2 separate regions of the Homo sapiens genome follow, and region 2 is linked to region 1. A link is an interaction called in ENCODE POLR2A ChIA-PET data of the cell type or tissue named here. Cell type or tissue: endothelial cell of umbilical vein. All regions are shown on one strand. Links, peaks and the distances in the headings refer to the core of each region. The heading gives the core; the rest is flanking DNA. Region 1 holds the start of TMEM107 (transmembrane protein 107). Region 2 holds the start of LOC100128288 (a long non-coding RNA gene).

Region 1 (15,012 bases), core at 4,606-12,605:
AGGAGGTGAGGGGGTAGAGAGGAGGCAGGACCCAAGATGAGCGAGACATGACAACCAGGTGCAATGTGTGGACTTTATTTGGACCCAGATTCAAACAAACTGTAAAAGAAAAAAGAAGTGTGTAGGAGACACTTGGGCAATTTGAACTGTTTGATGACGTCTAGGATTTGCTTCAAAATAACCTGGTGTGTGCCATGAGGGAGGGTATACCTGAAACAAAGTTGGCCATGTGTTGATAATTGTTGAAGCAGAATAGAAGTGTTCATTATCTCCCCTCCCCTCGGCTCCCCCATCCTTCCCTCTCCCCACTCCCTCACCTTTCCCCCTCCCCTCCCCTCCCCTCTTTTTGAAGGAGTCTTGCCCTGTCACCCAGGTTGCAGTGCAATGGCACGATCTCAGCTCACTGCAACCTCCACCTCTCAGGTTCAAATGATTCTGCTGCCTCAGCCTCCCGATTAGCTGGGATTACAGGCACCTGCCACCATGCAGCTAATATTTGTATTTTTAGTAGTGACTGGGTTTCACCATGTTGGCCAGGGTCTCGAACTCCTGACCTCGTGATCTGCCCACCTCGGCCTCCCAAAGTGCTGGGATTACAGGCATGAGCCACCGCACCCGGCTATTTTCTTTATTTTGTCATGTTTGAATTTGTCCATGATAAAAAAACGATTTTTAACTCCTTTTATTAAGAGTTCAAATCTTAGTACTTGTGGGTCCCAGTCCTGGAGTGAGTAGTCACTTGGGGGGACACCTCATCACCAGCAGTACCTCCTATGGCCACTGGCTGGCTCTAAATATCGGTTTTGTGAGCAGGCAGAAATAGCGTCTCTATAGGGCAGGCTTCTGTGAACCAAGGTCATGGAAAATGACAGGAAAGGCTACTCACTGTTTATCAGTTCAGGACATGAAATGTGACTACCCCGTTGTTACTTATATAGTAAGTCCCCTATGCAGAAGGCCTATTTTTTTTTTTTTTTTTTTTGAGACGGAGTCTCGCTCTGTCGCCAGGTTGGAGTGCAGTGGCTCGATCTCGGCTCACTGCAACCTCCGCCTCCCAGGTTCAAGCGATTCTCCTGGCTCAGCCTCCCAAGTAGCTGGGACTACAGGTGCACACCACCATGCCTGGGTAATTTTTGTATTTTTAGTAGAGATGGGGTTTCACCATTTTGGCCAGGATGGTCTCAATCTCTTGACCTCATGATCTGCCTGCCTCGGTCTCCCAAAGTGCTGGGATTACAGGCGTGAGCCACTGCGCCTGGCCCAGAAGGCCTATTATAAGCAGAATGCCCCAGACCTCCAGCTGTCAGAGCCCCCATAATCTAACAGCCATCCTGACCCTCCCTTTTTCCCACTCACCCACAGCACCAAGTCCAGACTTCCTTTATCTTCTAAATATCTTTTGATACCCTCCACCTCCTTTGTCCAAGCCTCATCCTGTCTCTTCTGGATAATTATTAGCCTTCTGTTTAAAATCTGCTTAAAAGAAAGAAAAAAAATGGAAGAAGAATATAAATAAAAATAAAATTTGCTTAAAATCCATTATCCATGTTGCAACTAGAGTCATCATCTAGAACACCAACCTGACCATGTCCCTCCCTGTAGCTGCAAGGCCTGGCTTCATCTGGCCCCTGTTTACCTAACGAACCTCACACTGAACTTTTCTTCCCCTTCCATCACTAGGTTTCTGAAATGCTGCCTTCCTTACTGTTCAACAAACACACTTGGCTTGTTCTCACCATCTTTGCACTTGCTATGTCCTCTGTCTGGAATGCTCTTTCCCTAGATGTTCATGTAGCTGACTCTTTCACTTCCTTCTATTCAGAGACCTTGGAAAACCTTGCAAAAGCAGGTCCTGGATTTTCCTCACTTTTGGCCTATGACAACTTCTTTCATCTGTGAACAGTTATATTTGATGAATCTCTCACTGGGGGAGCTCACCTCTGAAGGTCTAGGTCGAAAATGCATGTAAGTTGCAGACAGAGGGAAGAAAAGCATGGAGAGTTCGTCAGTCTTTTTTTTTTTTTTTTTTTTTTTTTGAGACAGGTCTCACTCCTGGCACTCAGGCTGCAGTGCAGTGGTGTGATCATGGCTCACTGCAGCCTCCACTTCCTGGGTGCAGGTGAACCTCCCACCTCAGCCTCCCAAGCAGCTGGAACTACAGGTGTGCACCACTATGTTTGGCTAATTTTTTGTATTGTTTTGTAGAGACGGGGTTTTGCCATGTCGCCCAGGCTGAACCTTCAGTCTTTTTATCTTGTCTCCTAAGAACGTTTGAATGCTTGCTATGCTGTAATTTCTGCATTGGAGAATACAGGAAGCTCATCTCTCATTGTAAATTAGGTGTCATTACTATCACTCATTTTAGGAATCAAATGCAATGGGGGTCATTTCAAAGGAGAAAACTTAATGGGTTTCCTTGTCCATCCTGAGAGCAGGGAGGTTTGAAACTATCTTCAGAACTTTGAAGGGGTCCAACAGTTAAGAAAAGAACTGGCCGGGCGTGGCGGCTCACGCCTGTAATCCCAGCGCTTTGGGAGGCCGAGGCGGGTGGATCACCTGAAGTCAGGAGTCAGAAGTTCGAGAACAGCCGGGCCAACATGGTGAAACCCCGTCTCTACTAAAAATACAAAAATTAGCTGGGCATGGTCGCGGGTACCTGTAATCTCAGCTACTAGGGAGGCTGAGGCAGGAGCATCACCCCAACCCACAAGGCGGCAGTTGCAGTGAGCCGAGATTATGCCATTGCACTCCAGCCTGGGCGACAAAGGTGAAAACTCTGTCTCAAAAAAAAAAAAAAAAAAAAAAAAGGGAGGGGGGTGCCGGGTACGGTGGCTCACGCCTGTAATCCCAACACTTTGGGTGCCGGGAGACTGAGGCGGGCAGATCACGAGGTCAAGAGATGGAGACCATCCTGGCCAACACGGTGAAACGCGGTCTCTATTAAAAATACAAAAATTAGCTGGGCATGGTGGCGTGCGTCTGTAGTCCCAGCTATTCCGGAGGCTGAGACAGCAGGATCACCTGAGCCAGGGAGGTCGAGGGTCACTGTAGTCATGATCATACCCCTGCACTCCATCCTGAGTGACAGAGCAAGACCCTGCCTAAAAAAAACAAAGAGAGACTTTGTTGAACCTCCTTTAAAAAAATAATAATAATAATAATAGTAACTCCTCAGTAAAGTTTAGAAAATCACAAGCTTTTATTTCATGGGGATAAAAGCAAGTTTTGGTGATTACATTGTCTCCAATATGAAGAAAAGGCTGTGCTGTCTTTTAAAGAGATGGTTTATATGAAAATGTCATTACATAGTTTCAATATATAGGAGTTCAACATTTTAGGGACCCTCAATCCTATAAATCATTCCATTTTTTTTCCAATTTCTTGTCTTAATAATACAATATAAGACTCCGAAAACATTAATGTTTATTGTTTAAAACTTTTTTTTTAAGACGGAATCTCATTCTGTCACCCAGAGTGGAGTGCAGTGGTGTGATCTCAGCTCACTGCAATCTCCACCTCGTGGGTTCAAGAGATTCTCCTGCCTCAGCCTCCCGAGTAGCTGGGACTACAGGAGCGTGCCACGATGCCTGGCTAATTTTTGTATTTTTAGTAGAGACGGGGTTTCTCCATGTTGGCCAGGCTGGCCTTGAACTCCTGACCTCAGATGATCCACCCGCCTCGGCTTCCCAAAGTGCTGGGATTACAGGCGTGAGCCACCGCGCCCGGCCTAAAACTTTATTAAAAAGATATCTATGTATGTATATATGTGTGTGTGTGTGTATATATATATATATATATATATATTTTTTTTTTTTTTTTTTTTGAGTTGGAGTCTTGCTCTGTTGTCCAGGCTGGAGTGCAGTGGCGCAATCTCGGCTCATTGTAACATCCGCCTCCCGGGTTCAAGCGATTCTCCTGCCCCAGCCTCCCGAGTAGCTGGGAATACAGGTGTGTGCCACCATGCCCGGCTAATTTTTTTTTTTTTTTTTTTTTTTGTATTTTTAAATAGAGACGGGGTTTCATCATGTTTGTCAGGCTGGTCTCAAACTCCTGACCTCAGGGGATCCGCCCGCTTCGGCCTCCCAAAGTTCTGGGATTACAAGCGTAAGCCACCATTCCCGGCCTTTATTATTGTTTTAACAGAGAGAGGTGTCTCACTATGTTGCTCAGACTGGCTTCAAAGTCTTGGGTTCAAGGAATACTTCGCCTTGGCCTCCCAAAGTGCTGGGATTACAGGCATGGGCTTTTGCTTCTGGTCCCAGAGTGCATTTTCTTTTTATTTCTTTTCTTTTTTTTTGAGACGAAGTCTTGGTCTGTTTCCCAGGCGGGAGTGCAGTGGCACGATCTTGGATCACTGCAACCTCTGCCTCCCGGGTTCAAGCACTTCTCCTCCCTCAGCCTCTGGAATAGCTGGGATTAGAGGCGGGCGCCACCACACCTGGCTAACTTTTTAACTTTTTTTTTTTTTTTTTTTTCAGTAGAGATGAGGTTTCACCATGTTGGCCAGGCCGGTCTGAAACTCCTGACCTCAGGTGATCTCCCTGCCTCGGTCTCCCAAAGTGCTGGGATTACATGCCTGAGCCACCGCTCCCGGCCAATTTTTGGCCAAAGTTTCTAAAATAAAGTTTAAGGTTAAATGTCCGGCTGGGCGCGGTGGCTCATGCCTGTAATCCCAGCACTTTGCAAGGCCGAGGCTGGCGGATCACGAGGGCAGGAGATCGAGACCATCCTGGCTAACACAGTGAAACTCCGTCTCTCCTAAAAACACAAAAAATTAGCCGGGCATGGTGGCGAGCGCCTGTAGTCCCAGCTACTCAGGAGGCTGAGACGGGAGAATGGCGTGAACCCGGGAGGCCGAGCTTGCAGTGAGCCGAAATTGCGCCACTGCACTCCAGCCTGGGAGACAGAGCGAGACTCCGTCTCAGAAAAAGTAAATAAATAAAATAAAACAAAATAAATGCTCTATTTTAATAGAATTATAAATGCCCTATTTTTATAGAATTATAATTCTAGCGTTTCTTTTTTTTTTGGAGACGGAGTTGCGCTCTTGTTGCAGAGGCTGGAGTGCAATGGCGCGATCTCGGCTCACTGCAACCTCCACCTCCTGGGTTCAAGCGATTCCCATGCCTCAGCCTCCCGAATAGCTGGGATTACAGGCACGCGCCACCACGCCCGGCTAATTTTGTATTTTTAGTGGAGACAGGGTTTCAGCATGTTGGTCAGTCTGGTCTCGAGCTCCTGACCTCAGGTGATCCGCCCTCCTAGGCCTCCTAAAGCGCTGGGATTACAGGTGTGAGCCACAGTGCACAGCCCGCTTTTCCCTGTTTGTAGCGCCTATTATCTTACGGATTTATTTGTTTGCATGTCTGTTGTTGATCTCCCTGACTAGAATACCCTTACTAGGTAATCAATAAACATATACAAATATTTGTTGAAGGAATGAGAAATGCCTCTTGGGCTTGTAGTTTAGGCTGGCTAAAAGCACTGAGATGGGGAGTGGGGAGTAGGAAGAGATTGTTCTCCTGGGAGATGGGCCGGGAGGTTCCTTGAGGATGGGACTTGACTCAGCAATTAAAGAACTTTCAGATCTGCAGGGACCTGCGCTGAGGCCCAAAGGTCATGAGGTCGCCGATGATAAGAGCTTCTTGGACTGTAGCTGGGCAATGTCGGAGGCCCAGCACCTCCAAGGGACAAAGAAATCTGAGTTGAGTTTCCCTTCCAGCCGGCTCCAAGCCTCCCAGAGACGCAGGGACTGTCCCATTCCCTTCGTCCACTCCCACTCTTTCCAGCCACCTTGCTCTGCTCTTATCCCCATGCTAGTTTAAGGACGCTGGCCATTTTTTGCACTCTGCAAATCCCTCACCAAACTGAGCAAAGTAGTCTGAAAGAAATCAGTCTTCCTCAAGGAAGGTTCAGGCCTGGGGTCCTCAGACAACCAGGGGCTCCGTGACAATCTGTGACTGCAGAGCAGTCCAGGAACACCGGCCTCTCCAGGTTCGGGTCCCTTGTTTCTCAGGCCCAGCTTGGTGGGAAGCTAAAGGCATGCAGAGGAGGGGAAGGGGAGCGGGTCTGAGTCTTCGGCATGGCGGGGAACTCAGCCCGGCGTGGTGGTGGCAGCGGTCTCAAGTGATCCACAACTGGGCAGCGTAGCTGGGGCTGGGGGCCGCTCCCGGCGTGGGCAACAGCAGAAGCATTGGTGTCCCCAAGCTAGGCCAGGGTGGGTTTCCGTTCATCCGCCCTGCGTGGGCAGATCGGGCGCTGCGGGGCTGTGCCACCTCGCACCCTCTGAGGAACAAAGGGCCTGGCTGCGCGCGGGTACCCAGCCGTTAGGTTAGAAGCGCCTTCGGGTACCCCTGACCTTCGCTGGCCCTGAGAGACCCGCAGCAGCCGGAGAATGTACTGCTCGCGAGGATTTCCGAGAACGCGGCGCCGAGCCCGCGTACACGGTTACCAAGGCAACTGGGCGGTGCCTGAGCGGGCGGGAAGGAGGCGTTCGTCTAGATTTGTCGGCTTGCGGGGAGACTTCAGGAGTCGCTGTCTCTGAACTTCCAGCCTCAGAGACCGCCGCCCTTGTCCCCGAGGGCCATGGGCCGGGTCTCAGGGCTTGTGCCCTCTCGCTTCCTGACGCTCCTGGCGCATCTGGTGGTCGTCATCACCTTATTCTGGTCCCGGGTAAGACCCACGGCTGCACTCAATCCGTCCCCATTCCCATCTCTGAGTGGTCCTAGTCCTACCCTGCCCCCTCCCAGTGTCTTACCCTCTTGGGTTTTCTTGTTTCCCGCCGCCCCCAGGCCTGCCCTGCAGCCTGCCCCTTTTTCACTTCTCTTCCTGTGCCCTGCTCCCAGGACAGCAACATACAGGCCTGCCTGCCTCTCACGTTCACCCCCGAGGAGTATGACAAGCAGGACATTCAGTGAGCTCTTGGGACGGGGTGGCCAGAACGAAGAGGTGGTGGGAGTGGAGGGGTCTTAGAATAAGTCCAAAGGCCTGGGCCAGTCCACTTCCTCTCTGCAGGCTGGTGGCCGCGCTCTCTGTCACCCTGGGCCTCTTTGCAGTGGAGCTGGCCGGTTTCCTCTCAGGAGTCTCCATGTTCAACAGCACCCAGAGCCTCATCTGTATCCTTTCTGCCTGCCCACCTTTCCCACACGACCCACTTCTATCAGGACTCCCTTCAGCCACCTGACACAATAGTGTCTGCTGTAGCCAATCCTTCCAGTTCAAAGATCTTCAACGATGTGCTAAATCCTGCTGTTTACTAGGCACTTAAAATCCCAAAATGAGAGTAAAATACAGTTTTTGGCCAGGCATGTTGGCTCACGTCTGTAATCCCAGCACTGTGGGAGGCGCAGGCAGGAGGCAACATAGTGAGAACCCAAGTCTACAAAAATAATAGGAATAATAAAAACCCCACCGTTTCTTTTTACAATGAGGAGGAGGTAGATACAAATCTGTAATTCAGTGTGATAAGCACTGTGCTATAGAAGTGTGTGAAGATAGAAAGCACAGGCAGGGCGCGATGGCTCACGCATGTAATCCCAGCACTTTGGGAGGCCGAGGCAGGTGGACCACCTGAGGTCAGGAGTTCGAGACCGGCCTGACCAACATGGTGAAACCCCCGTCTCTACTAAAAATACAAAAATTAGTCGGGCGTGGCGGCGCACTCCTGTAATCCCAGCTACTCAGGAGACTGAGGAAGGAGAATTGCTTGAACCCGGGAGGCAGAGGTTGCAGTGAGCTGAGATCGTGCCACTGCACTCCAGCCAGGGCAACAGAGCAAGACTCTGTCAAAAAACAAACAAAAGATATAAAGCACAATGGGAACTCAGAAGAGGCAACGGAAGCGAGCACTGGGAACTCAGAAGAGGCAAAGGAGATGAGGCACATGGGTCAGAGAATTGTGGACCAGGAGGACCAGGACACTGGAGGCTGATTCCAGCGCATATTAAGTCGCTGTCAGCACTCCTTTGTGGCATAGCAGAAGGAGAGCCTACTCTTACCTCTCATCTGAAGGATCCAGGCTGGCCCACAGATAAGGGGTAGGGTAGCCTGAGGTCCGATCTGTGCAGTCACTTCTGGTCTCTCCTCACATGACTGTCCTAAAATTCAGAAGTCAGAGCTGCTGACTCTAGCCCTTGAAACATGGTGAGGGAGCAAGGGATGAACCTGAATGCAGATGCCAGCCCCACCACTGGCCTTTTCTGACCCATCACTGTCTGTCGATCCAAAGACTTTCCTTAATCTCGTGCCTTCCCAAGCCATTGGGGCTCACTGTAGTGCATCCGTGGCCCTGTCCTTCTTCATATTCGAGCGTTGGGAGTGCACTACGTATTGGTACATTTTTGTCTTCTGCAGGTGTGGTAGCATCCAATATTTGGGGATGAGGGAGGAAGGTTGGCCCTAAACCTGAAGGTTTTTCCCCTACCCAGCCCTTTCCTCCATGTGTGAGATACCAGATCCACTCAACATCCTGTAGGCTTTTAAAGTTTCATCCCCTACCCCCCATGCCACCTGCCCTACACTTTCAGAGGTGGGGTCTCTGGTTTGGAGATTTGGGTATTTATACTGAAAGGGTTTCTGAATCTACCACTTGCCTTGGTAGTGCCCTTCCAGCTGTCACTGAAATGGCTTTATTCGTCACCGTCTTTGGGCTGAAAAAGAAACCCTTCTGATTACCTTCATGACGGGAACCTAAGGACGAAGCCTACAGGGGCAAGGGCCGCTTCGTATTCCTGGAAGAAGGAAGGCATAGGCTTCGGTTTTCCCCTCGGAAACTGCTTCTGCTGGAGGATATGTGTTGGAATAATTACGTCTTGAGTCTGGGATTATCCGCATTGTATTTAGTGCTTTGTAATAAAATATGTTTTGTAGTAACATTAAGACTTATATACAGTTTTAGGGGACAATTGAGATGGCTGAACTACTGAATAAAAAAAAAACAACGCTGTTTTCTAGTCCTGCAGACCGTAAGATACTTGGTATCGCTTCTATTTTGGTTACTACGGTAGGTGCCTGGCGGAAGGGAGTGGGCGGAGATATGTAAATAGAAAGTGCGTACAGTTAGAACGTCCGGCACGTAACTGATCGGAGCATTCTGGGAAGAAGTAATTTATTCCTTTTCGGCAGCCGAATGAAAAAAAAATTTAAAAAAATGTGCGAGCTAATATGGCAAAACAACTGGAAGGACGCTAAATAATAGGATTGCTCATACCAGCGCGTTATGAACTCACCCTAGCTTGTAACGGAATCTTTTTCACTGAGTGCAGAATGTCGGCTGTTTGTCTGTATCGTCAGGTGGGATAATCCTTACCTGTTCCTCCTCCGGAGGGCAGATTAGAACATGATGATTGGAGATGCATGAAACGTGATTAACGTCTCTGCGTAATCAGGACTTGCAACACCCTGATTGCTCCTGTCTGATTCTTTCTGACGATCACTTACATTTGTGTTATGCTGATTAGCAGATATCCACAAACATAGCTATGAAGTTCTGACTGGGATAACCTTGCTGTTTGTCTATTTTGCAGTCTTGCTATTGCTGTTTGTCTATTTTGCAGTCTTGCTAAATTTGTTTGTTCTTGAAAATTGTGATTTGGTTTTTGTTGCTTTCTGGAATTTAGGCAGTGAAATAATACAAATGGGCTCTTTGTTTTTTGTCGTTTGATAACTTTAATCCTCACTTCTCAGGAAACATTGCACATCAGTAAATATCTGCAGTCTTGTGCACATGGTGGTTGCCCTCAGGATGGTATTCAATAGGAACTGTATTTCTTTTTCCTTGAGGTAGGGTCTTGGTCTGTCGCCAAGGCAGGAGTGCACGGCGCAGATGTATATACATGGATACATTTGTTTTTGGAGAGTTGGTTGTTAAAAATCTACCAGTACACCCCCAAGAAACTCATCATCACCAATGACTTCTTCCCAAATCCAGAGTCACTTTTCAGACTTGAGATTGACCTCTCTTCAGCATATGGTATGTTGACCACCCCCCTCTTTTGGTTTTTTTTTTTTTTTTTTTTGAGACAGTCTCACTCTGTTGCCCAGGCTAGAGTGCAGTGTGCAGTGGTGGGATCATGGCTCACTGCAGCCTCAAACTCCCAGGCTCAGATGATCCTCCTGCATCAGCCTCCCAAGTAGCTGGGACTACAGGTGAGCACCACCACACCTGGTTGTTTTAAAATTTTTCTATAGAGACAGGGTCTCACTGTGTTGCCCAAGCTGGTCCCAAACTCCTGGGCTCAAGCCGTCCTCCCCACTAGGCCTCTAGGCCTCCTAAAGTGCTAGGATACAGGCATGAGCCACCGCGTTTCTCCCACTCCCCTCTTTTGCACTTTTTTCTCCCTTAGTTTTGAAACAGTGGTTCACCTGGTTTGCCTACTATTATACTGTTCTGGTTGTTCCTTCTTACATTAATTCAATAAATACTTATTGAGTACCTGCAGTGTGTCAGTTACTGGGGACATAATACTGGGTTGTCTCTTCTGCTTGCCCCGTAAGTGCTGGTGATCACTGCTCTTCGGGTGACTTCATCCATCTCTTGTTTTCTTTTCTTTTCTTTTTTTTTTTTTTTTTTGAGACGGAGTCTCGCTCTGTTGCCCAGGCTGGAGTGCAGTGGCGCGATCTCGGCTCACTGCAAGCTCCGCCTCCCGGGTTCACGGCATTCTCCTGCCTCAGCCTCCCGAGTAGCTGGGACTACAGGCGCCTGCTACCACGCCCGGCTAATTTTTTGTATTTTTAGTAGAGACGGGGTTTCACCGTGTTAGCCAGGATGGTCTCGATCTCCTGACCTCGTGATCCACCCGCCTCGGCCTCCCAAAGTGCTGGGATTACAGGCGTGAGCCACCGCGCCCGGCCCATCTCTTGTTTTCAAACATCAACTAGATGCTGCTGGTTTCCAGATCTCAGCTCACGTATGTGAGCCCTAGCCCAGGGCCAGGACTACAGGAACAAGCTCTGTAGCCAGACTGCCTGCCGGGGTCCCAGTGTGGTTTTTTCTCTTTTTGGCCGTGTGATGGGCAGGAGGTCACTTTCCCTCTTTCTGCCTCAGTTCCCTCATCCACACTCACACTTTTTTTTTTTTTTTTTGAGATGGAGTCTTGCTCTGTCGCCCAGGCTAGGGTGCAGTGGCGCGATCTGCAACCTCCGCCTCCCTGGTTCAAGCGATTCTCCTGCCTCAGCCTCCCGAGTAGCTGGGATTACAGGCGCCGGCCACTGCTGTCTGTCAGGGGAGAAGGGTAGCAGAGTGTCAGGCCTGTGGTAACTGCTCAGTGTCTTTTCCCTGAGTTGACTGGGTCTTGGGATTCTCCCATCATAGTAGACATCTGTTTTTGCCAGTTCAGTATCCATCCTTTCTTTCTGGTAATAGCACCACCATTTTCTCTTCTTTTTCTTTCTTTCTTTCTTTCTTTTTTTTTTTTTTTGAGAGGGAGTCTCGCTCTGTCGCCCAGGCTGGAGTGCGATGGCGCAATCTCGGCTCACTGCAACCTCGGCCTCTCGGGTTCAAGCGATTCTCCTGCCTCAGCCTCTTGAGTAGCTGGGATCACAGGCGCGCGCCACCACGCCCGGCTAATTTTTGTATTTTTAGTAGAGACGAGGTTTCACCATGTTGTTCAGGCTGGTCTCGATCTCCTGACCTCGTGATCTGCCAGCCTCGGCCTCCCAAAGTGCTGGGATTACAGGCGTGAGGCACTGCGCCCGGCAGCACCACCATTTTCTTTTGGGAGACCCTCCCTTATTCTTAGTCTGCGTGGTTAGGAAGAGGCTGACAGCCACTCCCTCCCTACCATTCCTCTCTAGGCTCATTCTGTTTTCCTGGGCGCGGTGATTGGTTCAAGCATAAACCTTGACAACAGGACTATTGCTGGAACTTTTGGGAAAAGAGAAGCCTGGACTCTTCCTGGAAATAAAAGCATGCTATAAAATAAAATAATTAGCCTGGGCGCGGTGGCTCACGCCTTTAATCTCAGCACTTTGGGAGGCCGAGGTGGGCAGATCACCTGAGGTCAGGAGTTCAAGAACAGCCTAGCCAGCATGGTGAAACCCCGTCTCTACTAAAAATACAAAAATTAGTCGGCCGTGGTGGCGTCTGCCTATAATCGTAGCTACTCGAGAGGCTGAGGCAGGAGAATCGCTTGAACCCGGGAGACGGAGGTTGCAGTGAGCTGAGATCGCGCCACTGCCCTTCAGCCTGGGTGACAGAGGGAGTCTCTGTCTTAAAAAAAAAACAAAAACAAAAGCATAAAAGTATTCAAATAAATCTTGGAACTTTTAACCTTATATTTTGAATAACTTAATTTTTTTTTTCTTTTTGAGACGGAGTCTCGCTCTGTCGCCAGGCTGGAGCGCAGTGGTGCGATCTCGACTCACTGCAACCTCCGCCTCCCGTGTTCAAGCGATTCCCCTGCCTTAGCCTCCCAAGTAGCTGGGACTACAGACATATGCTGCCACGCCCGGCTGATCTCCCCTCCCCTCCCCTCTTTTTTTTTTTTTTTTTTTTTTTTTTGAGATGGAGTCGCCTTCTGTCGCCCTGGCTGAAGTGCAATGGCGCGATCTCGGCTCACTGCAACCTCCGCGTCCCAGGTTCAAGTGATTATCCTGCCTCAGCCACCCAAGTAGCTGGGATTACAAGTACGTGCCACCACACCTGGCTAATTTTTGTATTTGTAGAAGAGACAGGGGTTGGGGGGGAGGTTCACCATGTTGGCCAGGCTGGTCTCGAACTCCTGACCTCAGGTGATCTGCCCACCTCAGTCTCCCAAAGTGCTGGGATTACAGATGTGAGCCACCGTGCTTAGCCCTATTATTATTATTTTTGAGACAGGGTCTTGCCCTGTGGCTCAGGCAGGAGTGCAGCGGCATGATCATAGCTCACTGCAGCCTCAGCTGCCCCAGGCTCAAGTGATCCTCCCACCTCAGCCTCCCTAGTAGCTGGGATTACAAGCACCTACTGCCACTACTGGCTAATTTTGATGGCTTTTTTCGTTTTGTTTTGAGGCAGAGTCTTACTCTGTCACCCAGGTTGGAGTGCAGTGTTGCCTTCACAGCTTACTGCAGCCTTGACCTTCTGGGTTCAAACAATCCTCCCACCTCTGCCTCCGGAGTAGCTGGGACCACAGGCGGGTAAAAACACACCCAGCTAATTTTTTAACTTTTTTGTAGTGACGGGGTCTCGCTTTGTTGCCCAGGCTGGTCTCGAAGTCTCAAAGTATGGTAATAAAACACTGAAGGCATAAATGAAAACACTCACACACTTTAAATATATATTAGAATGTTAAAACTATGCATAGTACAAAAAATTATAAGCAAAAGTTAAAGAATAGATGATAATCTAGGGGGAATATTTTAAATTCATATTGCAGAGAAAGGACTAATTTTGACATATATATATATCTACAAATTTACAAGATAAATACCAATAACCCAATAAAACTGTACAAAACATTTCTACAGAAATTTCACTGGTAAGGAAATACAAAAAACTCTCAACTATATGAAAAGATGCCTAACCTCATTCATCAATGAGAAATGCAGATCATGTTTCAACTTAGCATATTTGTAATCACCAAAAAGTTTCATAGAGTGTTGGAGGGGGTGTGGGCAAACAGGCGTTGCCTATTTGTTGGTAGGAGTAAAAGTTGGTAACACATCTATGGAGAGCAATTTAGCAATTCCCATGAAAATCAAAATCACAAACACCTATTCCTTTGACCTAGAATTTATTTTTGTTATTTTTATTGTTTTTGAGACAGGGTCTCACTCTGTTGCCCAGGTTGGAGTGCAGTGACATGATCATGGCTCACTGAAGCCTTGGAAATCCTAGGCTAAAGTGAGCCTCCCACTGCAGCCTCCCAAGTAGCTGGGAATACAGGTGTGAGCCACCACACCTGACTAGTATTTTCATATCTAAGAATTAGCCCTACATATTTGCACACAGTTGAAAGGGGAATGTGTAGGATATTCTTTGCACCTTTGTTTGTATTGGCAAAAGGCTAGAAACAACCTAAATGTCTGTCAGTAGGGGATTGGTTACATTCTGATACATGCATACTGTGGAATACTATGCCACCAGAAGAAAGGGAATTTTATGCAGTATAATGGTACAATATACAAGATACATTAAGTGACAAAAGCAAGGTGCAGAAAAGTGCATGTAGTTTGCTTCCATTGGTGTAAAAAAGGGGAAAACTACAAACATGATTGCTTACATATGCATGGACCACCTCTGAAAGGAGGTGCAGGCAACCGGGAGTATTGGCTGTTGTGAGAAAGCAGATTGAGTGGCTGGGATACAGGGTGGGGGAGAAACTTTCTGCATATGCTCTTTTGAACTTTTGAAATTCTGAAGATAAATTGTGTGTGTGTGTGTGTGTGCATGTGTGTGTGTTTAATATACAAGGTTGAGTGCAGTGGCTCACACTTGTAATCCCAGAACTTTGGGAGGCCAAGGCAGGAGGACTGTTTGAGCCCAGGAGTGTGAGACCAGCCTAGGCAACATAATGAGACCCCCATCTCTACAAAAAATTTTAAAAATTAGCTGGATGTGGATGTGGTGGTCTCCGCCTGTGGTCCCAGCTACTTGGGAGGCTAAGGTGGGAGGATCACTTGAGCCCAGCAGTTCGAGGCTGCAGTGAGCTTTGATTGTGCCACTGCACTCCCTCCTGGGTGACAGAGTGAGACCATGTCTCTGAAAAAACAAATAAAAATTTAAAAACTATAACATTTTTGGGGCCGGGCATGGTAGCTCACACCTGTAATCCCAGCACTTTGCGGGGCTAAGGCCGGAGGATCACTTGAGGCCAAAAGTTTGAGACCAGTCTGGAAAACATGGTGAGACCCCCCCCATCTCTATAAACTAGATATAAATATATATAAAACTATAACATTTTAAACAAATGTGAGCCTGCAGCTGCTTATGTTGCCTGTGTGGAAATGAAGCTACGCCAGAGGCAAGCATAGCTGAAGAACAGAGAGACAGATCCCCGATGGCAACTTTTGAGGACCTGGATCCTGCTGTTT
Region 2 (15,012 bases), core at 3,532-11,531, 180 kb before region 1:
GAAGAAACAAGGTTCATCTAAGATGCCCTAGAGACTGGCCACCTTACCAACTGGGCTCTGTTTCCCGCTTCAGGAGAAACTGTATGTGCCATCCCTTTTCTCAGAGCATTATGCACAGATAATTGTGTAACTGCATGAAACATATATTAAAATTAGGTCAGAAGTAAAGTATGGTTGGAATTTGGGTATGCGTCTGCCACTTGTCTGTGTCTCAAGCACTTAAAAACATATCCTATTCCTGGCACAGTTCAGTGCATTTCGGGAAGTGACCAATAGTCAGGGAAATAATCAAGGTTTCTGGAACAAAATGCAAGAGTTGGCCTGAGATCACTGCTCTACCTAGAGAGGAGTAGGGCAAGGCCAGTCTGGGCCATGATTCAGAGTAAGGATGACTGACCCAGCCACAGGGGAGGACAGTGCCCAGGACCTGTGTACTCCTATGTTCCCAATGCCTAAGAGTGCCCAGCCCATGGAAAGTGTTCAGTGAATTTAATGAATAAATGATTCTACAGAAATGGGCACGGGGAAGGAGAAAGGGCCTGCAGTCTTTTATTTTTATTTTATTATTTTTTTTTTGAGATGGAGTCTCGCACTGTCGCCCGGGCTGGAGTGCAGTGGCCACAATCTTGGCTCACTGCAACCTCCACCTTCCAGGTTAAAGCGATTCTCCTGCCTCAGCCTCCCAAGTAGCTGGGATTACAGGCGCCCGCCAACCACGCCCGGCTAATTTTTTGTATTTTTAGTAGAGATGGGGTTTCACTATGTTGGCCAGGCTGGTCTCGAATGCCTGACCTCATGATCCGCCTGTCTTGGCCTCCCAAAGTGCTGGGATTACAGGCGTGAGCCACTCGCCCGGCCGGTCTTTTATTCTTCATACAAGTGTCCTTCCTGCACATCCCAGAGCTATCTAAGACCCATTCTGATCATCACTAATGCCAGTTCCCTCTTCTGTAAGGGGCAGTAACACCCCTGGTGCTGCCTACCTCACAGGATTGTCCTGAGAGACCAGCGAGATTCTGCATGTGAAGGGGCTTTCTCTGAATAGTGAAGTTCTACAATGTGACTCATCTTTGCGGACCCTGTCCTCCACGTGAGGGTGGGAGACCTCTGCTCATTGCCATTTCTTTTCAGATTCTGCAGTGTTAAGTTGGAAGGTTTCCACGGAAGCCACATTATTATTACATAGGAAGTGACATCACTTTCCAGCTTGTTTTGGGGGGCCAAAATCTTGCTATGTTCTTGGCCAGCACCTCAGTTTCCATCCTCCTTCCAACCCATTGTCTTTCTTTGTAACTCTGCCTAACAGGTCTGGGAGGTCCAACTTTGACTGAGGATGTTACCTTCCCCTCCCCAGTGCTGACCTCCTCCCTCCTAGTTACTTGGCATACCGGGAACCACATCATCAACTCCTGTGGGTAAAAGGTGACACATGAGCCATAACACTGCTTGCTTTCCCAGAGATGCCTGGGTTTCCAGGAGCTGCCACATCACTCTTCCTCTTTTGCATCTTAATGTTGGCAGTGGGAAAGAGTTAGAGGTGGATTCCTGGACCCAGTCTGGCCTGCATTATTTCAGCATGTGGAATAGAGGTCACTAACCGGTGTGCCACAGGCTAGTCTCAGCTTGCAAATGTATTTTGTCCACATAATGTTTTTAATTTTTTTTTTTTCTAAACAGAGTTTCGTTCTTGTTGCCTAGGCTGGAGTGCAATGGCGTGATCTCGGCCCACTACAACCTCCACCTCCCGGGTTCAGGTGATTCTTCTGCCTCAGCCTCCTGAGTAGCTGGGATTACAGGTGCCCGCCACCACGCCTGGCTAATTTTTGTATTTTTAGTAGAGACGGGGTTTTGTCATTTTGGCCAGGTTGGTTTCAAACTCCTGACCTCAGGTGATCCACCCACCTTGGCCTCCCAAAGTGCTGAGATTACAGACGTGAGCCATGGTGCCCGGCATTTTAAATTTTTTTTTTTTAATTAATTGCCAACACTTTAAACACTGGAGAGTTCATATAAAAATCTGGATGTCTAGCACCTCTTGAGAACTCGGCATATGTGGCCACAGTGGGTCCACAATTTCTGCACAGCAGCAAATGAGGAGACGCAGTGCATGTGGCACTCTCCAGGTGGCCACCCTCAGCCACTCACATGCATATTCGTTTCTGTGGCCCACTGCTGAAGAAAGGCCACTGCGGGGCATGGTGCCATGTACCTGTAATCCCAGCTACTTGGGAGGCTGAAGTGGGAGGATCACTTGAACCTGGGAGGCCAAAGTTAAAGTGAGCCATGATCGTATCACCACACTGCAGCCTGGGTGACAGAGACCCTGTTTCCAGAAAAAAAGAAAAAAGAAAAAGAAAAATGGCCAGCAACAGACCTGTGTATCTCTAGGAACTTATGATAGAAGTGGCATTTCAATCAGTGGGAAGGGTTGTATTATTCAGTTAATGGGGCTGGATCAATTGGCTGTCCATTTGACAAAAATGAAGTCTGACCCCTAAACATTAAACATTTAAAAATAATGATAAAAATATTGGGGGGCTGGGTGCGGTGGCTCACGCCTGTAATCCAAGCACTTTGGAAGGCCAAGGTGGGTGGATCACCTGAGGTCAGGAGTTCGAGACCAGCCTGGCCAACCTGGCAAAACCCTGTCTCTACTAAAAATACAAAAATTAGCTGGGTGTGGTGGCAGGCGCCTGTAATCCCAGCTACTCAGGAGGCTGAGGCAGGAGAATCACTTGAACTCGGGAGGCAGAGGTTGCAGTGAACCAAGATCGCACTACTGCACTCCAGCCTGGGCAACAGAGCAAGAATCTGTCTAAAAAATAAATAAATAAATAAATAAATATATATATATATATATATATATATATATATGTATGATATATATATGTATGATATATATATGTATGATATATATGTATGACATATATATGTATGATATATATATGTATGTATGAAAAAAGATGTTTGTGATCTTGGAGAAAAATATTAATACATCTGGCTACATAAAAATAAATACTGGTATGGAAAAATAATGCCATTTAAAAAGTAGAAAATAGGCTAGGTGCAGTGGCTCATGCCTGTAATCCCAGCACTTTGGAGGCCAAGATGGACGGATCACCTGAAGTCAGGAGTTTGAGACCAACCCGGCCAAAATGGCGAAACCGCATCTCTACTAAAAATACAAAAATTAGGCATGGTGGCAGGTGCCTGTAATCCTAGCTACTCAGGAGGCTGAGGCACAAGAATTGCTTGAATCTAGGAGGCGGAGGTTGCAGTGAGCTGAGATCGTGCCACTGCACTCTAGCCTCGGTAACAGAGTGAGACTCCCTCTCAAAAAAAAAATTGTTTTCTAAAAATCTGTTATGATTTTCTTTCTCATCCTTGGCCATTTCTTCTAGTCTTAGTTTTAGCTGTGACTTTTCTGTGTAAGACTCACTTATGCCTCTTCCAGGCTCCTGCCTTCTGACTACTATGGGCTTCTCAGAGTCAATAATCTCCCCTAACATATTCTTCCTTCTGTATTCCACTAGTTCTATTAATGGCACCATGGGTCACCCAACCCAGAGTCATCAGTGTATCATTCTCCCTCACTGCCCCTAGCCAATTTGCTAAATCATGTCATCCCTACCAGTAGCAGATTATATTTTCCAAATGTCAATGCAACAGTATATCTGTAACACATGTTCTTCGAGAACTTTGCACTTTCCTATCAAGAGATGGAGTTTTTATCACCCCTCCTTGAACTTCGGCAGAAATTTGTTCTTGCCTTGACCAGTCTAGTACAAAACAGTAATAATATGTGGCTTCTGAGGCTGTTATAAAAATGCCACCTCACTCTCTTGGAATGGTTTACTCTTGAAACACAGTCACCATGTTGTGAAGAAGCCCAGGCAGCCTGTGGAGAGGCCCACATTGAGAGGAGCCAAAGCCCTGGGCCCTCGGCCCTGGCTGAGCTCTTAGCCAACAGACAGAACCAACCTGCCAACCATGTGAGTGAGCCATCTTAAAAGGAGACTCCCCAGCCCCCAGTTCATCGTCCATTCAATACTGTATAGAACAGAGACAAGCCCTGGCCAAATTGCAGAGTCATGTGCAAAATAAATGAATGTTGTTGTTTCAAGCCACCGAGTTTAGAGGTGGTTTGTTATGCAACAGTACATAACTGATAGGCTAACTCTGAAATGTCTTAAATCTGTTACCATCTCTCCATTCCCCCAGGACAGGCTCTTGTTACCTTTGTTGATTGGAGACAACCCACCTAGTGAATCTTCCAGAAGTAAAGCTCTGCTTGGAATAATAGTTAACACTACTGAATACTAATTTACCTACAGTATTAGTATTGAGCTTTAAATTCATTTTCTTTTTTTTTTTTGAGATGGAATCTTCCTCTGTCGCCCAGGCTGGAGTGCAGTGGCGCAATCTTGGCTCACTACAAGCTCCACCTCCCGGGTTCACGCCATTCTCCCGCCTCAGCCTCCCAAGTAGCTGGGACTACAGGCACCCGCCAACACGCCCGGCTATTTTGTATTTTTAGTAGAGACGGGGTTTCACCATGTTAGCCAGGACGGTCGGTCTTGATCTCCTGACCTCGTGATCCACCACCCACCTTGGCCTCCCAAAGTGCTGGGATTACAGGCGTGAGCCACCACGCCTGGCCTTAAATTCATTTTCTTATGTAATCCTTACGATCCTACAAAGTCAGTTGAAGCTGAAGAAATGAGTTTAAATAGGTGTATTAAGGACTTAATTTTCCTCTCATAAAGAAAGAAATAAAGCTCAGAAAGTAATAACTAGCCCAGGGTTCAAACCTAAGTGTCAAGTCCAAGGTCAATGCTTATAACCATCTTCCCTGCTCAAGAATCTCCATTGGGCCAGGTGCAGTGGCTCGTGCCTGTAATCCAAGCACTTTGGAGGCTGAGGCAGGAGGATTGCTTGAGCCACAGGGTTCGACACCAGCCTGGGCAACATAGTGAGGCATGGTATTAGGTTTGGTGGCTCACACTGTAGGCCCAGCTACTTGGGTGGCTGAGGTGGAAGGATCTCTTGAGCCCAGGAGGTCAAGGCTGCAGTGAGCTACGATTGCACCACAGCCCTTCAGGGGAAAAAAAGAAATCTGCAGTGGTTCCTCACTCACAGGATAACAACTTAAACCTGGCATCCAAGTTGGACTATCATATGGTCCCAACTACCTTTGCAGCTTTGGAATTAAGGCATCAGGTCTAGGCACATGAATTTCCTGGTTGCACTTGTTTTGTGTGGGGTGGCAGGAAGAAACTCAGGCCATCGGCTACTCTAGGCACTGCCAGAGTCACTTATTCTTTCCAGAACTTGGCTTCCTCATCTAAGGTGACAGACAATTGAACCAACTCGTTTTAAAGTTCTCTTCCAGTTCTGCCCTGTGTAGTATGAAGACTGTCCTCTTCTACTTTTGTACTTCCTACCTCTTCTAGAACCCCAGCCTGAGCTTCCTGCCAGGGCACATGTCCCCACTTCCGAGATGGAGAGAAGATAGGAGACTTAGAGATGAATGCTTTTGTGAATGTTCTCTATTTACCCACTTTTTCAGAACTAGCTTTGGCCTTATATTGTGGAATAGAATCTGCTTGTCTGCAGCTCTAGGGGTAGAAGGAACGTTTTCTTCTGATATTTCTGAGATCCCTATTACCAGTGGTTTTTTTGAGACTAAGCATTGGAATGTCATTAGCACTGAGAAGGAAGGGCAGTGGGGGAGGCAACCGAGAAGCTCAGACTTACATTCTTGCTTCCAAATTATTTTGCATGCTTTCTGGACATTAGTACAACAGACCATTGAAGTATGGTTTGCCAAGGTTAGGTTCAATCAGTGCATGAGCCCGTTACCTCTGCAATTACTTTACCCTTCTTCAATTTGGTGACTTTGGGTTGTTGAATTGTAAGGGGGAAAGGTTTTTTGTTTTGTTTGTTTTTTTTAGTTTGTGATTTACAGTTCTTCCTTCCATTTGTTTTGTGGAAGCTTTATAGAAATTGATTTGAAACCTGAGATACTTTGAAATATAAAAGAGCAAGAGTTATCCCAGGACTCTCATTCAAAAAGTTGACGGATGGCAAAACAAGCTTGTCCCTGGAATCTTCAGAATTTTCTTCAGAATTCTATCCCTTTGAACTTACTGAATTTGGTTTCTTTTTTAGTTCCTGGTTCTTCCTTATTTTTATCATGGTGCTAATCTTTGTTTACCCAGGTTCTGACATTTTTACCCTAGAATTAATTACCCCAGATGGTCGACTCTACTGTGTTTTCCAAGCAAACAAAGAAGGCAGGAAATGTGAGCTTCCTGAGCAAATTGCCTTTCCGTTTTAATATGAGACTTTGCCTTTTAGAATCATATTTTTCTTATGTTTACTTTTCTTCATTATTATTATTATCATTATTATTATCATTTTGGTTTGGATCTAGTTAGAGTTTCCCTTTTCCATTTAAAATTTGGTCCTGATATTTTGCTTTTTGCTTCCCCATGTCTCAATTTGTTAAATCTTATTGTTCTATGTAATTTGAATTGCTACATCCTTTCTGTTGACTAGCTCCTTGCTCAGAATAACTTTTCCACACCTGGAACTTTGGCGTAGGAGTTCTTTTCACTTTTATGCATTTCCCGCGACATTACAGGGTGAGTACGTAGCAGATGAGTGCTTGTGAGCCTTTCCTCTGGGATTCACACAGATGGCTCACTCCTAACTTTGGTGAGTCATTCAGTGGCCAGATGTTTGCCTCTTTCCTCCTCCCCACTCTACCCCCACAATTCAGTGTACTGTTCTTTGAATGACATCCCCTCTTGTTTTTGCCTCTCTTTCTCCTGATGCAATGGCCAAAATGCTGGAAATGGCTGCCTTAAATGTAGGGACCATTAGGATCTCGCTCAACACAGAACCCAGGCCACCTGTAATAACACAGCTGGCTCCCAGTCCTGAAACCCTGCCTTTCTGCCCTGAATGGGGTGCAGAGAACCAGTCCAGACACCTGAAACTGCCACCCTTCTTCATCTGTAGGTGCAGGGGCCCTCTGTATCAGGAAGAGAGCCTCTCTGAAATCCACTGTCATTCTGGGCTTTTCCTGGACCAGCTCTCCTTACCTACCCCCTTCTCTAGCCTGTCAGTTTCACTCATTCATTGGACATTTATAAGCACTAAGTATGTACCAGGCATCATGCTGGCCTTTGGTGGTACCAACAAATAAAGAGACTGCTAAATGCAGAAAAATAGGCACAGAGTAAAGACTTGTAAGTCTGTAAAGGAGTGCTCAGTGAGAAGTCACACAAGCTAAGTTTCCAAGGACCATTTGCAGATCACTGCTGAACATTCTCCATCCTGCCTACTTTGTATTAGAGGACTTCTTGCAGGGAGAAATATAATCAGCAGGATCCTCGCTCAGAGACCTGGCAGACACCACCTTAACCCAGTGATCAAAGTTAACCTCCCCAGTACATGTACAACTACTGCTGCCCTGAAAGGATGCACTGAGAACATTTCTGTGTCATTTCTACCACAGATGCGCTACTTGAATCTAATTATGAAGAGACAAGAGACAAACCCAGATTGAGGGGCATTCAGCAAAATAATTGCCCTGTACTCTTTAAAAAACGGCAATGTTGAGAAAGACAAAGAAAGACTGAGGAGCTATTCCAGTTAAAGTAGGCTAGAGACACTGGGAACCAAATGTGATGCATGATCCAGGATATTCTTTTATTACAATGAGCATCATTGGGACAGTTGGTAAAATGTGAATATTGTCTGAAGAGTATAATATTGTATCAAAGTTAATTTCCTGGTCTTGAGGATTGTACTGTGGTTATGTAAGAGAATGTCCTTGTTTTTAGGAAATAGATGTTGAAATATCTTGAGATAAAGAGCATTATGTCGGCGACTTATTATCAAATAGTACAGGAAAATGAGTGTGTGTGTGTGTGTGTGTGTGTGTGTGTGTGGAGAGAGAGAGAGAAGGGAGGGACAGAGGGACAGAGAGATATAAAACCAATGCACCTGGGTGCGGTGGCTCACGCCTGTAATCCCAGCACTTTGGGAGGCCAGGGTGGGCAGATCATGAGGTCAGAAGTTCGAGACCAGCCTAACCAACATGGTGAAACCCCGTCTCTACAAAAATACAAAAATCAGCCAGGCGTGGTGGCACGCGCCTGTAATCCCAGCTACTCAGGAGGCTGAGGCAGGAGAATTGCTTGAACCCAGGAGGCGGAGGTTGCAGTGAGCCAAGATCACGCCACTGCACTCCAGCCTGGTGACAGAGCAAGACTCTGTCTCAAAAAAAAAAAAAAAATGCAGTAAAATGTTAACATTTGGGGAATCTGGGTGAAGAGTGGGAATTCTTTGTACTATTCTTGCAACTTTTCTGTAACTCTACAATTACGTCCAAAAAAAGAAGAATTGACAAGGTCCCACCAAAGAGGAGAGACAGCTTTGAACATGGAAATACAGGGCAGTAACTTGGCAGTTTGCTCTTTGGCCTGCAAAGGCAGTATTCATGTGAGTGAGAGTCACTTGTCTTCAAGTCCTGGCATTTTATGTAGCAGATCCCAAAAGCTGCCTGAAAGCCCCCAGGCCTTGTGTCGTTTCCCCTTCTGTTCACAGGTATCTTCCAGGCACTCACTAGAATATGGTGTCTGACAAGTTTCTCAGCTAACCAAGCATGGACCCAGAATTCTCAGAAATACCAAGGACAGTTTCTATGGCACTGACCAGGCTTCACCCTAGAGAGTGGTCCCCTACCGAGAACAATTCTTCCTTTCCCCTGGCTACAAAATAGGGATTCCTGGCCTATTTCTGCCAAATGCTTTGTGGAAGCAGAAAATCATAAGCCTTGTGTTTTCTCCATTATAGAAAATTAGGCCAGGTGTGGTGGCTCATGCCTGTAATCCCAGCACTTTGGGAGGCCGAGGCGAGTGGATCACTTGAGGTCAGGAGTTCAAGACCAGCCTGGCCAACATGCTGAAACCCTGTCTCTACTAAAAATACAAAAACTAGCCAGGCGAGGTGGCGGGCATCTATAACCCCAGCTACTCAGTAGGCTGAGGCACGAGAATCGCTTCAACCTGGGAGGCAGAGGTTGCAGAGATTGCGCCACTGTACTCCAGCCTGGGCAACAGAGCGAGACTCTGTCTCCAAAAAAAAAAAAAGAAAAGAAAAATAATATTCCCTCTTTCTTGGCCCTTGGTTTTTGGGGTGCTTTTTTGTTGTTTAATAATGGACTTTATTTTTATTTTATTTTTATTTTTGAGACGGAGTTTCGCTCTTGTTGCCCAGGCTGGAGTGGAATGGTGTGATCTCGGCTCACTGCAACCTCCACCTCCCGGGTTCAAGCAATTCTCCTGCCTCTGCAAATCTGTAGTTTACATTAGGGTTCACTCTTTGTGCTATGCATTCTATTGTGTTTGTTTGTTTGTTTAGAGACAGGGTCTCACTCTATTGCCCAGGCTGGAGTGCAGTGGCGCAGTCATGGTCTACTTCAGCCTCAAGCTCCTGAGCCTAAGTGATCCTTCCACCTCAGCCTGCCAAGTAGCTGAGACTACAGCATGTGCCACCATGCCTGGCTCATTCTATGGGTTTTGACAAATGTAAAATTACATGTAGCTACCATTAAAGTATCATACAGAATAGTTGCACTATCCCAAAAATCCCCTGTACTCTAGCTAGCTATTCATCCCTCCCTTCCTACTCCCCAAACTCCTGGAAACCACTGATCTTTTTACTCTCTATAGTTCTGCCTTTTCCAAAATGTTATATATAGTATGTTCCTTTTTCAGACTGCCTTCTTATACTTCACAATGTGTATTTAAGTTTCCTCCACGTCTTTTGTGGCTTGAATAGTTCATTTCTTTTTTGCACTGAATAATATTCCATTGTATGGATATACCACAGTTTATGCATTCACCTACTGAAGGATATCTTGCTTGCTCCTAATTTTCGGCAATTATGAATAAAGCTGCTATAAAGATTTGTGTGTGGTTTTTGTGTGGGCATCAGATTTTGGTTCATTTGAGTAAATAGGAGCACAACAATCACGAGATTGTATTTTAAGAGTATGTTTAGTTTTGGCCGGGCGCGGTGGCTCACGCCTGTAATCCCAGCACTTTGGGAGGCTGAGGTGGGCGGATCACGAGGTCAGGATATCGAGACCATCCTGGCTAACACAGTGAAACCCTGTCTCTACTAAATACACAAAAAAATTAGCCGGGTGTGGTGGTGGGCACCTGTAGTCCCAGCTACTGTGGAGGCTGAGACAGGAGAATGGCGTGAACCCGGGAGGTGGAGCTTACAGTGAGCCTAGATCGCGCCACTGCAGTCCAGCCTGGGCGACAGAGTGAGACTCCATCTCAAAAAATAAAAAAGTATGTTTAGTTTTTTAAGAAATTGCCAAACCAGGCTGGGCACGGTGGCTCGTGCCTGTTATCCCAACACTTTGGGAGGCCGAGGTCAGAAGTTCAAGACCAGCCAGGCCAACATGGTGAAACCCCGTTACTACTAAACATGCAAAAAAAAAATTAGCCGGGCATGGTGGCACGCCCCTGTAATCCCAGCTACTTGGAGGCCGAGGTGGGAGAATTGCTTGAATGTGGGAGACGGAGACTGCAGTGAGCTAAGATTGTGCCACTGCGCTCCAGCCTGGGCAACAGAGGGAGACACTGTCCCAAAAAAAAAAAAGAAAAGAAATTGCCAAACTGTCTTCCAATGTTGCTGGCCATTTCGCCTTCCCACCAACAATGAATGAGAGTTCCTGTTATTCCACATCATCACTTGCTTTTGGTGTTGTCAGTATTTTGGATTTTAACTATTCAAATAAATGCAGCGGTATCTCATTGTTTTAATCTGCAATTCCCTTGAGAACATATGATGTTGAACATCCTTTCATATGGTTATTTGCCATATGTATATCATCTCTGGCGAGATGTCTGTAGATCTTTTGCATATTTTTAAATATTTTGTACATTTTTAAATTGGTTAGTTGAGTTTTAAGAATTCTTTGCCTGCTGAGGAAAACAGTCTTTTATCAGATATGTCTTTTGCAAATACTTTGTCCCAGTGAGTGCTTTGTCTTTTCATACTCTTGAGACACTTGAGTGTCTCACTATGTTGTCCAGGCTGATCTTGAACTACTGGCCACAAGCAATCCTCCTGCCTCAGCCTGCCCCATGGCTGGGCTCGGCCCAACACTTGGTTTTTATTTACCCTATTTCTATGTCTCTGTTTCAGAGCTGGCTGGCTAATCTTGGCTACAGCCAGAGACTACAAACTATTGAACTAACAACAATAGAGATTTTTAAAAGAAAAAAAAAAAGCTGTTTTCAAGATAAAAGTTTACTTACTCCAGTGCTGTGAAAATCAAAATCAATATGCTTAGCACTCAGTCACTTGAGGAAACTAATAAAACCTAAGAATGTTGTTTGTTTTTGTTTTTTTGTGAGACAGAGTCTTGCTTTGTCGCCAGGCTGGAGTACAGTGGTGCGATCTCGGCTCACTGCAACCTCCACCTCCCCAGTTCAAGCGGTTCTCCTGCCTCAGCCTCCCGAGTAGCTGGGACTACAGGCATGCGCCACCACACCCAGCTAATTTTTGTATTTTTAGTAGAAACGGGGTTTCACCATGTTGGCCAGGCTGATCTTGAACTCCGGACCTCAAGTGATCCACCCACCTGGGCCTCCCAAAGTGCTGGGATTATAGGTGTGAGCCACTGTGCCTGGCCATGCTTAATAATTTTGGACCCCAGTTGACCACGGGTAATTGACACCATGGAAAGCGAAGCAAAACCACCAGATACCTTGATCTTGGATTTCTTGATAATGAGAGAACTACTGATAATAAGGAAATACCAGATAGTGAGGGAACTACTGTAAATTCTAATCTATATTGAGGAACGAAGACATGATCATCAAAAGCATAACTGTGCTGTATCTTAAAATCTTTACATTCTTTTTCTTTTTTTTTTTTTGTTTGTTTGTTTGTTTTCAGACAGGGTCTTACTCTGGCACCCAGGCTGGAGTGCAGTGGTGCGATCTTGGCTCACTGAAGCTTTGACCTCCTGGGCTCAGGCACTCCTCTCACCTCAGTCTCCCTTGTAGCTGGGACTATAGGCCTGTGCAACCGTGCCCGGCTAATTTTTGTATTTTTTGTAGAGTCGGGGTTTCACCATGTTTCCCAGGCTGATCTCGAATTCCTCAGCTCAACCAATCTGCCTGTCCTGGGTTCCGAAAGTGCTGGGCTTCCAGGCGTGAGCCACCACCCTGCCTCCCTTCTTCTTCTGTCAAGTGTATTTGTAAATGTTTCCTTCATTATTCAGACTTCATACATTTATTGTTCTCTCTGATGGAATATTGCCAGCCTCTTCAAGCCTTGCTGTCTGATTGTAATTCAAATTGAGGTCTGCGGATCGGGAGTTGTCTTTGTAAAGCAGAACAATTTTAGTTTCAGTCTATTTTTATCTTCCCTTTAGCCAAAGAAGTTGTGTCCATCAGCAGTCTCAGTAATGCTAAGGTAATAAGCAACCCTAAAATCCTAGATGCTTACAATAACCAGGTTAAATTCTCACCCACACCGTGTGTCTTGGTCTGCTCAGGCTGCCATTGCAAAAGTCCATAGACTGGGCGCCTTAAATAACAGAATTATTTTTCTCACAATTCTGGAGGCAAGAAATTCAAGATCCAGGTTCTGGCTGATTCCGTTTTTGGGGAGGGCTTCCTTCCTAGCTCAAAGACAGCTGCCATCTAGCTATGTCCTCACACGGCCTTTCTTCAGTGCATGTTTGCAGAGAGAAAGAAACAGCTCTGGTGTCTCTTATAAAGAACCACTAATCCTATCGGATAGGGCTCCCACCCTTATGACGTGATTTAACCCTAATTACCTCCTAAAAAGCCCTATCTCCAAATACAGCCACATTGGGAGTAAAGGCTTCAACATACAAATTTCAGGGAGAAACGGTTTAGTCCATAGCACTACCTATCCATCAAGTATCTGCTGTGGGCTCCTCTCCATGTCTCCTCATTCCAGCACCCAGGGTGACAGATCAGCCACCACCTTGAATGTCGTTACTGTGGCACAGGGAATTAACACTAGTAATTAAATGCTCCACATCCACTTCCAAATCTCCTACCAAATATCTCTGTGGCTCAAGCTAACCTGAAACACTGCAGGAAGAGACTTCTGGAAAATAGTTGCAGTTTAGCTAAGCTGACACAATACACCAAATAGGTAAGGAAGAAAGAATACCCAATCCTAGGCTGGGTGCGGTGGCTCCTGCCTGTAATCCCAGCACTTTGGAAGGCCAAGGTGGGCGGATCACCTGAGGTCGGGAGTTCGAGACCAGCCTGACCAACATGGAGAAACCCTGTCTCTACTAAAAATACAAAATTAGCGGGGCGTGGTGGCACATGCCTATAATCCCAGCTACTCAGGAGGCTGAGGCAGGAGAATCACTTGAACCCAGGAGGCGGTGTCAGGCCTCTGAGCCCAAGCCAAGCCATCGCATCCCCTGTGACTTGCATGTATACATCCAGATGGCCTGAAGTAACTGAAGATCCACAAAAGAAGTAAAAATAGCTTTAACTGATGACATTCCACCATTGTGATTTGTTCCTGCCCCACCCTAACTGATCAATGTACTTTGTAATCTCCCCCACCCTTAAGAAGGTACTTTGTAATCTCCCCCACCCTTAAGAAGGTTCTTTGTAATTTTCCCCACCCTTGAGAATGTACTCTGTGAGATCCACCCCTGCCCGCAAAACATTGCTCTTAACTTCTTAACTGCCTATCCCAAAACCTATAAGAACTAATGATAATCCACCACCCTTTGCTGACTCTTTTCGGACTCAGCCCACCTGCACCCAGGTGAAATAAACAGCTTTATTGCTCACACAAAGCCTATTTGGTGGTCTCTTCACACGGACGCGCATGAAAGCGGAGGTTGTGGTGAGTCAAGATCGCGCCATTGCACTCCAGCCTGGGTTGGAGTAGAGACGGGGTTTCACCATGTTGGCCAGGCTGGTCTCAAACTCCTGACGTCAGGTGATCTGCCTGCCTCGGCCTCCCAAAGTGCTGGGATTACAAGCGTGAGCCACCACACCTGGCCCTAATTTTTTAAAATAAGGCTTCAGAGACTTGCTTGGCCCTTCCCTCTCTTCCGCCATGTGAAAACACAACAAGAAGGCACCATCTTGGAAACAGAGAGCAAGCCCTCACTAGACACTGAGTCTGCTGGTGCCTTGATCTTAAAGTTCCCGGATTCTAGAACTGTGAAAAATAAATTTCTGTTTTTTATAAATTATCCAATCTCAGGTACTTTGTTATAGAGCACAAATGGACCAAGACATTCAATTAAAATAAATTTTTGGCTGGGTACAGTGGTTCATGGCTGTAATCCCAGTGCTTGGGGAGGCTGAGGCAGGAGGATCTCTTGATGCTGGGAGTTCGAGACCAGCCTGGGCAACAGGATGAGATCCCCCCCCCACCATCTCCAAAAACACTTTTTTTTTTTTTTTTTGAGACAGAGTCTTGCTCTGTTGCCCAGGCTGGAGTGCAGTGGTACAATATCGGTTCACTGCAACCTCCACCTCCTGGGTTCAAGTGATTTTTGTGCCTCAGCCTCCCGAGTAGCTGAAATTACAGGCACCCGCCACCATGCCCAGCTAATTTTTTTTGTTTTGTTTTGTTTTGTTTTGTTTTGCGACGGAGTTTCACTCTTGTTGTCCAGGCTGGAGTGCAATGGCGCGATCTCGGCTCACCGCAAACTCCACCTCCCAGGTTCAATCGATTCTCCTGCCTCAGCCTCCCTAGTAGCTTGGATTACAGGCATGTGCCACTGCGCCTGGCTAATTTTGTATTTTTAGTAGAGATGGGGTTTCTCCATGTTGGTCAGGCTGGTCTCGAACTCCCGACCTCAGGTGATCCGCCCACCTTGGCCTCCCAAAGTGCTGGGATTACAGGCATGAGCCACCACGCCCGGCCTCATGACCAGCTAATTTTTGTATTTTTATT

What was found. Peaks named below come from ENCODE experiments on the same cell type or tissue, not always from the same donor. Only the 100,000 strongest peaks of a DNase experiment are listed, where the experiment ranks them.
Region 2: POLR2A ChIA-PET joins it to region 1 with 6 read pairs; 7 of 35 experiments call an interaction of 5 or more read pairs at or near these places.

The regions. Positions count from the first base shown.
Region 1 is chr17:8,167,860-8,182,871 of GRCh38, reverse strand. TMEM107 (transmembrane protein 107) reads left to right here and starts at 6,492. Exons shown (of 5, transcript NM_183065.4): 1 at 6,492-6,672; 2 at 6,846-6,913; 3 at 7,015-7,115; 4 at 8,256-8,352; 5 at 8,600-10,415. The coding sequence starts at 6,586. The coding sequence ends at 8,669. It overlaps SNORD118 (small nucleolar RNA, C/D box 118), which reads left to right and starts at 9,284; the gene lies at 9,284-9,420. LOC105371520 (a long non-coding RNA gene) reads right to left here and starts at 8,762. Exons shown (of 4, transcript NR_188261.1): 1 at 8,674-8,762; 2 at 7,998-8,096; 3 at 1,357-1,473; 4 at 60-210. RefSeq lists enhancers at 6,195-6,314, 5,730-6,341, 6,495-6,544, 6,615-6,704, 6,865-6,914 and 5 more. In endothelial cell of umbilical vein, for the core only: no CTCF peak of the experiment used is centred there; DNase peaks (open chromatin) are centred at 6,441, 9,061 and 9,371; H3K4me3 peaks cover 1,779 bases; H3K27ac peaks cover 2,054 bases.
Region 2 is chr17:8,351,693-8,366,704 of GRCh38, reverse strand. It overlaps KRABD2 (KRAB domain containing 2), which reads left to right. Exons shown (of 2, transcript NM_001304947.3): 2 at 1-7,883. It overlaps LOC100128288 (a long non-coding RNA gene), which reads left to right and starts at 6,164. Exons shown (of 1, transcript NR_024447.1): 1 at 6,164-8,292. RefSeq lists an enhancer at 11,659-12,228. In endothelial cell of umbilical vein, for the core only: no CTCF peak of the experiment used is centred there; DNase peaks (open chromatin) are centred at 5,784, 6,244 and 6,634; H3K27ac peaks cover 3,211 bases.